Linked DNA regions of Homo sapiens: regions 2 and 3 are each linked to region 1. Evidence: read pairs that join two places in POLR2A ChIA-PET (ENCODE). Cell type or tissue: MCF 10A. All regions are shown on one strand. Region 1 has its middle 23 kb from the start of CEBPG. Region 2 has its middle 18 kb from the start of CEBPA. Region 3 has its middle 9.0 kb from the start of CEBPA.

Region 1 (2,500 bases):
GTTTAGGATCAATAGGAAACTGAAGGCAGGTAACCTTTGACCATTGGAGAGACATACCCATGCCAACCAGAGTTCACTGGAGTTGATTTACTGCACTACGGTATGCTCTAAAAATAAGCACATAGTTTGACTGAAACTTGCATTTGAGTTAAAAAAAAAAAACAAACTATTGTTTTTAGTTTACCATGCATTGGTAAATTTCGAAAGAGGATAAGAGCTGGGCAGGAGGATCACTTGTGGGTGGGAGTTCGAGACCAGCCTGGGCAACATAGCAAGACCCTATCTTCAAAAAATTAAAATAACTTCGTTGGGCGTAATGGTGTATGCTTGTAGTCCCAACACTTTGGAAGGTTGAGGTGGGGAGATCCTTGAGACTTGGAGTTCAAGACTAGCCTGGGCAACACAGCAAGATCCTGTGTCTACAAAAATTTTTTTAAAAACTTAGCCAGACATGATGATTTGCACCTGTAGTCTCAGCTACTTGGGAAGCGGAGGTGGGAAGATCACTTGAGCCCAGGAGTTTGAGGCTGCAGTGAGCCGTGATCGTGGCACTGCACTCCAGCTGGGCAATAGATCAAGACCTAGACTCTAAATACATAAATAAAAATAGGATAAGAGAAAAAATACTTGACTTTGAAACCTCTATTGGAAAAGCTGCAGAGGTCATCTGTAATAAGGCAAAGGAGAGAATGGAGCAGCCACACCTCCGTCATTGCTGAAAGCCAAATTCTTTCTATTGACTCCAGAAGAAGACATATTACGCCAGTTTTTTAAAGCTGCCATATGTCTTATCAGAGTCACAGTTGAGTAGTGGTATGTAGGTCTACGGTACAAATACAAAAATAAGTGTTTGAGCAGGTCACAACATGCCCACACACCGTCAACTGCATCTTTTCTTTGGCAGAGGAGTCTGGAATTCACGGCTCCAAGGAAACAACTGTTTGTCAATCCAAACCTTGGATGCCGATACTGGTGGGCGGCTCAGTGATGACGTTCCTGTGTGACTCAAGTGGTTTCTAAAAGGCAAGAAGCCATCCCCGTGAGGCATACGGTGACCAGTGCTGAATCTTCCAACACCATTTCCCACAGGGATCAGTTGCAGTCAAGAGAATCTGTTTTTTTCAGAGGAGGATGCCCTGTGTGAGGGAAGAGAGGGGTGAGCAGCTGAAGGAAGGTGAATGGACAGAAAAGCTGGACACACTGGCCAGACTGGGGAGGGGGGTGGGGGCTCATGCCTGTAATCCCAGCACTTTGGGAGGCCCGGGGGACAGATCGCTTGAGCCCAGGAGTCCAAGGCCAGCCTGGGCAACATAGTGAGACCCTGTCTCTACAAAAAAAATACAAAAAGTAGTTGGGTGTGGTGGTGCACACCTGTAGTCACAGCTACTCAGGAGGCTGAGAGGTGGGAGGATCACTTGAGCCCAGGATGTCAAGGCTGCAATGAGCTGAGATCACGCCACTGCATTCCAGCCTGGGCAGCAAAGGGAGACCTGGACTTAAAAAAAAAAGAAAAAGAAAAAGAAAAAGTTGGACACGGCAGGCCAAAAGACTGAGTTCTACTTGATCATTGTTGTTGAATCTGGGAGAAGTGGTATTTGGACCCGAATGCCTGAGAGCAAGTATAATACTGCCAACAGGGGCTATGACTTGGCTACAAATGGCTTTAAACTGAAGTTGCCAGTGTGTGCCCCCTACTCTGTGTGTGCCCCCTACTCTGAAACCTCTGGCAGCACCTCATCTTTCTGAGGATGGGCAGGGAGCAGGGCCGCCGCTAACTCCGTATCTCAGTTGCCCAACTTGTTCCGAAAGGCCCTCGACTTTTCGCCTTCACCTTTTCAGTGATCAGATACAGAAATTCATGTGACGAAACCAATTGCTGATGAAAAGTTCATTTGCCAAAGGTCCTCATTATCCTAGAACAGATAGAATGGCGATAACAAAAAAGGAATTGGAGTGAATCCACTTAAAACAGGAACCCATATTGCATATACAGTGAAAGAAGATATGATTGGAGCTTTGCCTTGAGAATTAAACAAGCATTACAAAAAGTCAGTTTTATTTTATATTTCAGAAAACTAGGTTATAGCTGCAATTATGCATTGTTCTTAAAAATCAGTGACGAATGAGTCAAGTGTTGATGGGGGAAAGCTCTGATGAAGGCACGTGATGAAGGCATGTGATGATATTCTATGGATTTCCCGTTGGACTGTCACAGTGTAATCACAAAGACAGCCACTTTATTAATTTTCCGAAGAGCATCCGAATCCTCTGCTATTAAACTCATTCTCTTTCATGTCAGTATCCTGTATCCACCGATTTCTCTTCTACAGTTGTTAACCTGTCTGAATCTTGTCTCATTCACCTGTCAATGGCTTTGCTCCTGATACAAGCAATCAATATGGCTTTCACAGGCTGTGTATAATCTGGCTTCTTCTGCAATTTCACTTATGGTAGACCTATCTTATGTGTCTTGCATCCCACTCCATTGCTAGGAAGAGAC
Region 2 (2,500 bases), 66 kb before region 1:
CTGATTCCAGAAACCCTCCACCCTTCTCTTGAAGCTGCAGTAAAGGGGTCTCCCTGAGCCATCCCCACTGACCATGGGCTCTGCTTCTTCCTGGGACCAAGGCCAGGCACAGTGGACACCCACTGTTTTGCCTGTCTCAGCATCCATTTCTCTCCTTCCAACCAACACATGGATTTTCCTTGGAGAACCTCCCTCCCCCACGCTCATTCCTTGCAGTGTGGGTGGGGCTGAGCCCCCAAACTGTGTGTGTGTGTGTGTGTGTGTTGGAAGTGTGGGGTAAGGACGTGACTCAGGACTGGCCAATCAGCGTCTTCTATGCTCCTGGATACAGTGGCTGGTTCAGTGATGAGCCCATGGTCCAACAGCATCCAATTCTGGAATTTCTAATGGAATTATTTAGAAATGGAAGCTCTACGGCCGGGCGCAGTGGCTCAAGCCTGTAATCTCAGCACTTTGGGAGGCCAAGTTGGGCGGATCACTTGAGGCCAGGAGTTCAAAACCAGCCTGGCCAACATGCCGAAACCCTATCTTTACTAAAAATACAAAAATTAGCCCGGCATGGTGGCACACACTTGTAATCACAGCTACTCGGGAGGCTGAGGCACGAGAATCGCTTGAACTCAGGAGGTCGAGGTTGCAGTTGAGCCAAGATCGCATCATGCACTCCAGCCAGGGCGAGAGAGTGAGACCCTGTCTCAAAAGAAAGAAAGAAATGGAAGCTTTAGTCCAAGTTGTTGGGTGTCTGTTTGGAAGCCTTAGTTACTGGGAATCCCCAACAAGTGGCTGAAGCCAGCGCAAAGGATGGCAAAAGCAGGAGATGGAATGGGAAAGGACTCTAGATGACATAATTTGGGCTGCTGGATCCAGCCACGCCTGAAGATGAATCCTGATTGTTTTCCTCATTGTGCCCGGCTCTGTTCCTGAATCTCCATCTAGAGGCAGAATTTTTGGTGAGATGTGTCAGTGTCGTGTGCCCTTTTCTGATCAGGCCACTCGAGCTGGGATCCTGTGTGCATAAGCCGGTTACTGAGAGCTAGAACCTGCGTGGGGTGAGGGGCCTGTCAGGGCAACCAGCACACAGCTGGGCTCACCAACTACAGGAGCTGGATACGTGGGTGAGAATGGGAGTCAGGTAGCTCCCTGCAAAGGCCTGTCCTCGGGGGTGAGTTTGGGAGAAGACTTCATGGGAAGTAGCTCATGATTTTCCAATTATTAAACCTAGAAAAAGAACCAGCAGAACATTCTCTTTGCCTTCATCTTTCTGTCTTTCCAATGGGTACCTTGACACGTCCAGGGCACTGAGCTGTGGAGAACCGGTTAATTTTGTCAGATGTCAGCCTTCCTGACACTGGAATGTAAGCTCCCGATGGCAGAACTCCTGCAAAAAGTGGCTCACTGCTGTGTCTGCGGCTTAGGAGAGCTCTCGGCACTCAGTGAATACTTGGTGAATGAGGAAAAGGCGTGATGCTGTCACTCTCTTTCTCGAAACACTCAAATGCCTTCCTATTGCAGCTAAAATATATAAAAGCTATACTTTTTGCTCTGCCCTCTAAGTAGAGTGACTGTGTCATTTGTTGAACAAGCAGGGGCATTTTTTTTGCAGGTCAAAGGGAATGCTACCAATTAGGCTGGAACAATGGGAGCAAGCCAGAATTATTCCAGGCAAAGTGGGATGCATGCCTTCCCCAGATCCAAGGCCCCCCGGGATGCTGGTTTCTGTCCCAGGCGTCAGCCTCATTTTCTGCCCTCCGAGTCACGGGCCACACCGACCCTCCATCAGAACTTCGCACTGTCTGTTTCTCTATCTGGAGAAGTCCTTTGAGTGGCTCAGTCTTTTCTGGCACCTCGGTTTCCACTGCACACCACCTACTCAAAGAACCTACCCAAAGAACTCTTTTCTGACACCCATCCTCACCCAGGCAGCCTCTACCAATAGGCTGTGTTTCCTGTTCCTCATTGCCCTGGACTCTATGCAGGCAGGCAGGGAGTGAGCACTGAATTTCAGGGCACAGCTCCCAAGCTTCTGTCATCCTCCGAGTAGGTGCTTGTGTGCCCAGCACGTGTCTTCAAAGGGAAAGTGAAGTGAAGCCAGTGTCAGCGCAGAAGTGGGGTGGAAGGGGAGGAAAGACAAAGGAAAGGCAAGAAGAAATGAAGCCTGTGGCAGAGAGGCCAAGTCACGGCTCTATGCACAGCTTCAAAACCAGTGAGTCCACTCCAGAAATCAGATGCACTTTGACCTCAATCACTGCGGCACCTCTTTTTTTTGTTTTGTTTTGCACTCTTGTCGCCCAGGCTGGAGTGCAATAGAGCCATCTCGGCTCACTGCAACCCCTGCCTCCGGAGTTCAAGTGATTCTCCCGCCTTAGCCCCCCAAGAAGCTGGGATTCCAAGTGCCTGCCACCACACCCGGCTAATTTTTGTATTTTTAGTACAGAGGGGGTTTCGCCATGCTGTTCAGGCTGGTCTTGAACTCCAGGACTCAGGTGATCCACCCTCCTCG
Region 3 (2,500 bases), 58 kb before region 1:
ACTCCTGGCTTCAAGCCATCCTCCCACTTCGGCCTCCCAAAGCGCTGGGATTACAGGCATGAGCCACTGCGCCTGGCCCACGAAGAGCATTTTACTTCGACAAGCACACGGGGCACCTGTGCCTGCTCATCTGAGTGTCGTACAGGCTTTGACCACTGTGCTTAGCCTTCAAAGTCACTGGCAAGGGGGCTCTGCCCCCAGAATGAGCTCATTAAGTGTTTTCTAAGCAAATGAAAGGCATCCTTTGTGGGGGGGAGGGGGTGTGGAAATCTAAGCAACATTAAAATGACTTCAGTTGTTTGGTTATTTGGAACAAGCATTTTGCCCTAAATTCTTAAGAAGGCTGTCTCCTTCCACTGCGTTTTTCAGGGACCAAGGTGTGCCCTAGCCTCCCACTCTGCCTTCTGCCCCAGCACGTGGGAATCATTAGCTGGAGCCAAGTGTCTCATAAGCTTTCCCTGTTTATCTTTCACAACTCCATGACATGCTACTTGTTTTGCATACATTTTGCATAAAAGGAAACTGAAGCTCGGAGAAACTGACAGACTCAGTGCGGGGCCACCCAGTCAGCAGGAGGCAAGGCCAGGATTTGGTTTGATGCCAGGATGGCACGGCCCTCTTCCCATGGGCCATCCTCATCACGGGATGGGAGAAACGGGAAACGCCTCCTTGTCACCCGTGAACAAACTGCTTTGCTCCAGAAACCGACTCAGCACACACCTCGAGTGTGCACTCTGTCAGGGTGCCCGGGCTTCACTTACGTGTCCGGTACGAGACTGAAGGCCCACTGTGAGCCAGGGTTCTGTAGCCTTCAGCTCCATGCCCAGTGGTCCTGGCTCCAGGCAAGTAGCACTTGTGATGCTGAATGAGGCATATATTTCAGCATGACAGACCACAGTGCCTTCAGATTGTTCCGGGATAAATCCTTTGTCCTGTGGCCTCCTGGGCTAAGGCCAATTAAACAGCTGCCAGGTAGGGCTTATTCCCTATAAATCAGTGGGAATGTGGCCACATGAATTTTAAATATCAGATTAAAATCAAATTAGTGGGAAAATTTGGAACAAATTGCCTTCAAGTACAGTGAATGAGTCTATTTTTAAAACACTGCCGCACCAGGCAAAAGAGTGAAGCAAACACACATTTCCTAACAGCGAGTAGACACCGTGCTGGGAGTGATCTGTCATGCTTAGTCACGGTAATTGCTCTAGCAAAACTCAGGAATCAAATAAAACGTGTTTGCAAATTGTAAATCGCTCCAGGAGGCTACTTCAGACGGGTCCTAACCTGATGCTGAAGGTCACGGCGGCTCCCTTTGGAGCAGACACCCAGCCCTGACGCCCCCTTGACCCATCCCCACCCCCTTTCTCTGAGCAGGGGTTGAGCCGGCTGAGACCATTGCCCAACATGTGCACGGGAAAGGCCGCTGTAAATCAGCCACATTTCCGCATCTGCGGGAGGGCATGGCATTCTTGGGGGGTGCTGGGGAGGGTGCTCTGGTTGGCTGGAGGGAGGTGAGGGAGTCTCCGAGGCCACCATGGCCGAGGCAGAGAAGAAATGGCGGCGGTGGCTCAGGGAAGAGAGGCTGTGTTTCTGGTGAAAGGTTGGGCTGCCATTTGGCTGAAGAAAAGATCTTCAGATCCAAGAGGGCTTGGGACAGGCGGTGAGGGCTCCCTCAAGCCCCGTCCGGGTCCCTGTGTGACATGCCCTGGCTCTAGGCCACCACATTTGGTCCCTAGCCTCCCCACCCTCAGGCTGTAGTCCCTCAATAACAACCTTGCCAGTCGTCCTAGAGTGGAGATAAGAGGAGAGACATGAAGCCTTGAAATAGCTTTTAAAGCAGAAATGTGGCCGTTCTCGTTCCCCCGTGCTCACCTGCGGCTCCTGCAGCTTGGGGGCAGACAGGGCTGCTTCTCCCCTACCCTGTCCTCTCTTTTGGAAATCTTACCTCCTCCCCGCACAGTCTCCTGCAGAGCATGACTGTCTCTCTGGGGCCTGGCCAGACCTCTGATTCTGGTGATAAACTAATCACATGAAGGCAGGGAAGATTATCTAGGACCGGATGGGTTACCTTTCTTAGGATTCTTGAATGTTAAAAGTAACTTCAGGGGCCGGGTGCTGTGGCTCATGCCTGTAATCCCAGTGCTTTGGGAAGCCGAAGAGAGAGGGTCGCTTGAGCCCAGGAGTTCCAGACCAGCCTGGGCAACAAAGTGAAATCCCTTCTCTACAAAAATATTTGAAAATTAGCCTGGTGTAGTGGAATGTGCCTATAGTCCCAGCTACTTGACCTCTTGAGTCCAGGAGGTGGAGGTTGTACTCCCGCCTGGGCAACAGAGAGAGACCCTGACTCAAAAGAACAAAACAGGCCAGTCATGGTGGCTCACGCCTGTAATCCCAACACTCTGGGAGGCCCAGGAGGGTGGATCACCTGAAGTCAGGGGTTCGAGACCAGCCTGGCCAACATGGTGAAACCCCTGTCTCTACTAAAAATACAAAAAGTACC

Evidence for each region. ChIA-PET counts read pairs that join two places held together with the same protein. Peaks named below come from ENCODE experiments on the same cell type or tissue, not always from the same donor. Only the 100,000 strongest peaks of a DNase experiment are listed, where the experiment ranks them.
Region 2: POLR2A ChIA-PET joins it to region 1 with 9 read pairs; 2 of 35 experiments call an interaction of 5 or more read pairs at or near these places.
Region 3: POLR2A ChIA-PET joins it to region 1 with 5 read pairs; 7 of 35 experiments call an interaction of 5 or more read pairs at or near these places.

Annotation. Positions count from the first base shown.
Region 1 is chr19:33,349,784-33,352,283 of GRCh38, forward strand. No RefSeq gene overlaps it. Among named protein-coding and RNA genes, the nearest start is that of CEBPG, 23 kb to the right of the region's middle. RefSeq lists an enhancer at 336-1,535. In MCF 10A, no CTCF peak of the experiment used is centred here; a DNase peak (open chromatin) is centred at 968.
Region 2 is chr19:33,283,550-33,286,049 of GRCh38, forward strand. No RefSeq gene overlaps it. Among named protein-coding and RNA genes, the nearest start is that of CEBPA, 18 kb to the right of the region's middle. In MCF 10A, no CTCF peak of the experiment used is centred here; no DNase peak of the experiment used is centred here.
Region 3 is chr19:33,292,282-33,294,781 of GRCh38, forward strand. No RefSeq gene overlaps it. Among named protein-coding and RNA genes, the nearest start is that of CEBPA, 9.0 kb to the right of the region's middle. RefSeq lists an enhancer at 1,121-2,071. In MCF 10A, no CTCF peak of the experiment used is centred here; DNase peaks (open chromatin) are centred at 510 and 1,170.